Linked DNA regions of Homo sapiens: region 1 is linked to region 2. A link is a loop called in an ENCODE intact Hi-C map of the cell type or tissue named here. Cell type or tissue: HepG2. All regions are shown on one strand. Each heading gives the region's core, and the rest is flanking DNA. Links, peaks and the distances in the headings are about the cores only. Region 1 overlaps AKAP9 (A-kinase anchoring protein 9). Region 2 overlaps AKAP9 (A-kinase anchoring protein 9).

The links. A loop is a pair of places that touch in the nucleus more often than their neighbours do. Peaks named below come from ENCODE experiments on the same cell type or tissue, not always from the same donor. Only the 100,000 strongest peaks of a DNase experiment are listed, where the experiment ranks them.
Region 1: a loop joins it to region 2, with 3 times the contacts of the local background. A loop is called at or near these places in 10 of 110 quality-filtered maps.

The regions. Positions count from the first base shown.
Region 1 is chr7:91,944,379-91,947,305 of GRCh38, forward strand. All of the region lies in intron 1 of AKAP9 (A-kinase anchoring protein 9), which reads left to right. Among named protein-coding and RNA genes, the nearest start is that of AKAP9, 5.0 kb to the left of the region's middle. In HepG2, for the core only: a CTCF peak has its summit at 1,353; a DNase peak (open chromatin) is centred at 1,283.
Region 2 is chr7:92,040,581-92,043,507 of GRCh38, forward strand. It overlaps AKAP9 (A-kinase anchoring protein 9), which reads left to right. Exons shown (of 50, transcript NM_005751.5): 18 at 94-318; 19 at 1,466-1,606; 20 at 2,088-2,191. Among named protein-coding and RNA genes, the nearest start is that of CYP51A1, 92 kb to the right of the region's middle. RefSeq lists an enhancer at 1,455-1,749 and a silencer at 1,455-1,749. In HepG2, for the core only: no CTCF peak of the experiment used is centred there; a DNase peak (open chromatin) is centred at 1,631.

The DNA of each region.
Region 1 (2,927 bases), core at 221-2,720, 96 kb before region 2:
AAAAGAATATTCAAATGCCATTTTTTTTTTTTTTGAGACAGCCTGTCTCCCAGGCTGGAGTGCAGTGGCAGGATCTTGGCTCACTGCAGCCTCCACCTCCCAGGTTCAAGCGATTCTCCTGCCTCAGCCTCCCAAGTAGCTGGGATTACAGGCATTTACCACCACGCCTGGCTAATTTTTGTATTTTTAGTAGAGATGGGGTTTCACCATGTTGGCCAGGCTGGTCTCGAACTCCTGCCGTTAAGTGATCTGCCTGCCTCGACCTCCCAAAGTGCTGGGATTACAGGCATGAGCCACTGCACTCAGCCTCAAATGCCATTTTTTAAAAAACATAAAGGCTTATCAAATACATTATATTAAACACATGTTATAGTGTATGACCATTATCCAGAACAGGAAAATGAGGCACAGAATAACTAGGTTTCCTATTTTAGCGTAGGCCTGGAATTGTAATTGCTATTTCAGTGCAGAGTGTATAATATAGTTGGGATTATATTGTTAGACATTTTATAGATTTCCTTTCTGTTTTTGTTGTGCTTATTCTTTCCTTGCTGTTAGTTCGTATTGCTATGGGCATGCTCTTACTCCTCATCTGCCTCTTTTCCTAATTTGCTGTTTTAGATTTGCTACGACTAAGGAACCCAGAACTGAGGTTGACAGAATACTATGTAAAAAGAAAAAACAACAACAACAAAGACCTTAGGCGGGGTGTGATGGCTCACTCCTGTAATCCCAACACTGGGAGGCTGAGGTGGGAGGATCGCTTGAGCCCAGAGGTTCTAGATCAGCCTGGGCAATGTAGTGAGACCCCATCTCTAAAAAGAAAAAAGTATAAAAAACAAAACAGGTGGGGCGCAGTGGCTCACACCTGTAATCCAAGCACTTTAGGAGGTTGAGGTGGGTGGATCATCTGAGGTCAGGAGTTTGAGACCAGCCTGGCCAACATGGCAAAACCCCGTCTCTACTAAAAAATACAAAAAAATTAGCCAGGCGTGGTGGCAGGTACTAATCCCAGCTACTGGGGAGGTGGAGGCAGGAGAATCACTTGAACCCAGGAGGTGGAGGTTGCAGTGAACCGAGGTTGTGCCACTGTACTCCAGCCTGGGTGACAGAGCAAGACTCTGTCTCAAAAAACAAAACAAAACAAAAACAGAGGCCAGTGTAGCCTGCCCAGTGGGCTTTAGGGCAGTTTAGTTTTTCTGCTGCTTGTTGGTTGTTTTGGTTTACTGTTGGGTCCTCAGCTATTTCCTCAGTATTGATGTTGCAAGAAGCATGACCCTGGGAGATGTGAGACATTACTGCATTATGTATTAAGTAAATATTTTCAGAGCTGGGCTAGCTCCCTCTGCAGTGTTTTGACGAGGATGGCACTACATAGGTTGTCCTTGTGTTGAACCAAACTATTTTAACTCCATTTTAAATGACTTCATTTTTTTCCAAGTATAATTATTCATGGCACGTAAAGGAAGTATTGTAATTTAAGTGAACAGAATTAAATAGAGGACAGTTGTATATTTAATATAAAATTATTACTCATGTAAATTTGCATTAGGTATACTTTTTAAAGTTATTCAGTATTTTATATAATGGGCATTATTTGCTGAATAATTATAAAAAACTACTGTCTATTATATTCAGTAATTTGTAATTACATGACTTTTGTTTAACAAACATTTTCAGTGTGAAGAGTAGTTCCAATTGTGTACAAAAAAAAGGATGGTGCTCCATGCAAGCTGTATATTGATTATTGATAGCAGGACTTTTCAGTTACTGTTTCCACTGTGATAGACAAAGCTGGTTATGGTGTAAAACTGTTCTTTGCATATTTCAGATACTTTGTTCCACAGCTAAGAAAGTGTTTTCCCTTCCTGTTTTAAGCATTCTAGTTTTTCATACTTAGATGTGGCAGAGCTTACTTAGCATTCCGAGTAGATGCAGCAGTTTGATAGCTTCATCAACATTTATTGCAGCAATAGTGCAGTGCCTGTGACTTAAAACTAATTCATAACCTTCAGGCTTTTTTTTTTTTTGAGACGAGATCTCGCTGTGTTGTCCAGGCTGGAGTGGCAGCCTGCCTTGACCTCCTGAGCTCAAGTGATCCTCCTGCCTCAACCTCCTGAGCACCTGGGACTACAGATGTGCACCACCACACCTGGCTAATTGTTAAAATTTTTTTGTAGAGATGGGATTTCACCATGTTGCCCAGGCTGGTCTTGAACTCCTGGGCTCAAGCAATCCTCCTGCCTTAACCTCCCAAAGTGCCGAGATTATAGGGGTGACCCACTGCACCCAGCTTAGGCTTTGTCGGAATGAAGCAAAACATGGTGTTTAGAGAGAGAATGTGGAGGAAGGAACGTGATGCCCTGTCAGTGAAACTGAAAGTTGAATGATAGCTCATGGAAAGAGGAAGTGAAAAAGGTAGGATACATCCAAGTGATTGAAATATGACAAGAATGGAACAAAAATTTTTTCAAACAAAAACATCTCTTATTTTATAAATAAAAAGGTTCATAGTAAAAGCTAAACTATGTCTACAAAATATCTATTATAGGCTACTGAATATTGAAATGTAAATGAATTTCTTCTAATATAGCTAGAAAAGGTTATGGTAAATTGCTAAACAATAAGGGACATTATTTATATTCATTTCTTAGTAAGATTCCACTAAAATTAAGATTAGTCACTTTATGTAATTGCTTAACATCCATTTAAAAACTATAATTTGGAAAAGCTACGGAATTTTTCAAAACTTATTTATAAAAGTGGTTTGGTGTCTGGGGTGTGTGTGTGTGTGTGCGTGTGTGTGTGTGTGTGTGTGCTGGAGAGAGGGAGAAAGAGAATTTATAATACTGCTATCTGGTCTGGTAGAAATGGCACTAGGACTTTGGAGACATTTATGTGTTCATTTGTTCAACCAACATTTTTGA
Region 2 (2,927 bases), core at 166-2,665:
TGCTTTCGTATTTGTTTACAATATTAATGCTGACAGATTTTTACAAAATGTGTTATGGTTGAATTGTTTTTTTTTTTTTTTTTACTATTAAAGATTCATGATGAGATTTCAGTGTCAAGCATGGATGCTTCTAGACAACTAATGTTGAATGAAGAACAGTTGGAAGATATGAGACAGGAACTTGTACGACAATACCAAGAACATCAACAGGCAACGGAATTGTTAAGGCAAGCACATATGCGGCAAATGGAGAGACAGCGAGAAGACCAGGAACAGCTACAAGAAGAGATTAAGAGACTTAATAGACAATTAGCCCAGGTAAGGGTCTTGTAGTCCCCTTTCTCTCCCCAGTTATTTTTTTTTCCAAACACCAACTTGAACCAGATCCCCAATTAAAACAACAGTATTTTTTATGTAGCCATAATTTTTTTTTTTTTTTGCCGAAATCTGAATAAACTACATATATTTAGCATCAGGAACACACTCTATACTAAGACAGCAGCTTTAGATCTTGTTAGGGACACCTATCTCAACCTTGGAGTGGGCATTGTCTTTCTGTCATTTTATTTAACTCCTTTTTCAAGCACTGGAAAAGTGGCTACACGGTTTTGTTTTTTTCTTTTAAATCATTCCATTAGCCATATATAGCAAACTCACTTTGACATTTTGGAAATAACATTGTGCTGAGGTGCTCCATTATGCAGTTACTATCATTCAGTTTTACTATCTTCATTTATAGTTTTGTGAGTCCACCAATTAGCATCTCGAAGGTTTACCTTTATCTGTCTTTAATCCATCTTTTTAATCATGAATGGAAATCGGAAGTAGTATGCTTCTGAAACTCTTTCCAGGGAAACATCTCTTCTTGATTTGAGAAATGCAAATTTATTTAACATTCTTATCCCTTTCTTGACTAAATTTAAATACTTCTTGGTATTTGGGAGCTGGATTCTTGTCAACTGCTGTATAAAATATACTCACAAAACCATTGCAGAAAAGCAAGAAATATTTATGTAGAAGTTCTTATGAAAACTTATTGAATTTAATTTTGAAAACTGAAGCTAAGAGAGATAATAAATATCTAGAGATAACTATTAACAGTATTCTTTCAAACATAAAATAATAAGATAATTGGGAGCTGAGCATAAAACATTATTTGGAAAAATTAACTTTGCTTTTCTTCATTGCATTTTGTGAATTCAAACTTCTTAATTTTCAATGCAAAATTGACAAAAATTAATTGAACTGCACAAATTCCTGAATATATAGACTTAATTGGCTTTTAAAAAATATTTTAAATTTTGCATTGATCTTTGTATATACTTTTAACCCCTTACGATGGAATATGAATCATAAGTAGAACCAGGGCCTGTTGGTCCCGGGGGTTAAAAGAAATCTGCTTAATATTTCTACCCTTTTTCTCTATCACAAACAGTATTCTTTCATGACCTTTTTTCTTATTTAGAGATCCTCCATAGATAATGAAAACCTGGTTTCAGAGAGAGAGAGGGTGCTTTTAGAGGAGCTGGAAGCACTAAAGCAGCTGTCTTTAGCTGGAAGAGAGAAGCTGTGTTGTGAGCTGCGCAACAGCAGTACGCAAACACAGGTAGTATGGACTTTGCCCCACCTAGGAGCAATGGATCACCAATTCAGTAGGATTTGTTTGTCTTTGTTGTTGGTATGAGATGTATTCTTTTATAGGTACTGAGCTTAACATATTTGTGACTGCATGTGTGTAAGGTAGGTGGAGTCAAAATGCCTTACATTTCATTTAAGGTAATTTGAATCTGACATTCTGTTAACAGCAAGTATTGTTTCACCAAAGAGAACCTAACAAACTTTATTGTTGCACTACAGCATGGATAATTTGAACCCATTAAAATTTTTTATTTGTGTACGAGAATGTTTTATCCTCTTTTGATAACACTAATCTCGAGTGTAGTTAAATATTATACCAACCAGTATCAATTTTGTGCACAGAGGTTTCTATTTTATCTCATACCAATATAGAAGAATGACATGCTGTTTCCAAGTTGACAGGTTTTCTTTCTGTCTTCTCCTCTCTTCCTTTACACAAACTTAAACAGAATGGAAATGAAAACCAAGGAGAAGTTGAAGAACAAACATTTAAAGAAAAGGAATTAGACAGAAAACCTGAAGATGTGCCTCCTGAGATTTTGTCTAATGAAAGGTATACAAAATGTGTACTTTTTCAGTGCAAAGTAAATTAAAATGGTTGTTTCAATGTAATAGACTTTGTCCTTATTTTTATCTTGTACATTGATACTTTGTCTTAAAAATCATCATACCATCTGTGTATGAAACATGTCCATGTATGTGTAGTATGTAAAGGATTTTCAGTTTTTCATCATTAAATAGATAACATTTTAAAAAAATCTTTTCTATATAAATTTTGATTGGATATTAATCACATACTTAACTGTTAATCACCTGATGTTAGCAAAACTTTTCCTTACTTTGATTTTGTAGAGGTTAATATAAAAATGTGAAATATTAAGTGAGAATAGTTATCCTACATTAGTATTAAAGACTTTAAGCACAATATTTTAAACTTTGTTTTGTTCAAATGAAAATAATTTCTTTAATTTTAAATTAAAACTAATATTTACTTCTTAATTTCCTCCTTTTCCAATTTCTGTGACTGTCAACCCTCTTGTGTCCTCCTAACCTCCTTCCTCAGCTTGCATGGAGGAATTTGGCCCCTAAGATTTTGGCTTCCCCATTGGATCATCAGTATGGAACGCAGTCAGTATGGAACTCAAACAAGAAAGACAGTGTATGAAAATTAGAGTTACCACGGCAATATAAAATAAACACTTTGTTTATTTTATATTATTTATCTCTAATTGGTAAATTTTGAAAACTATGCAGTATTTAATTTCTAGGAATTTTTATAGTAAGTGCCA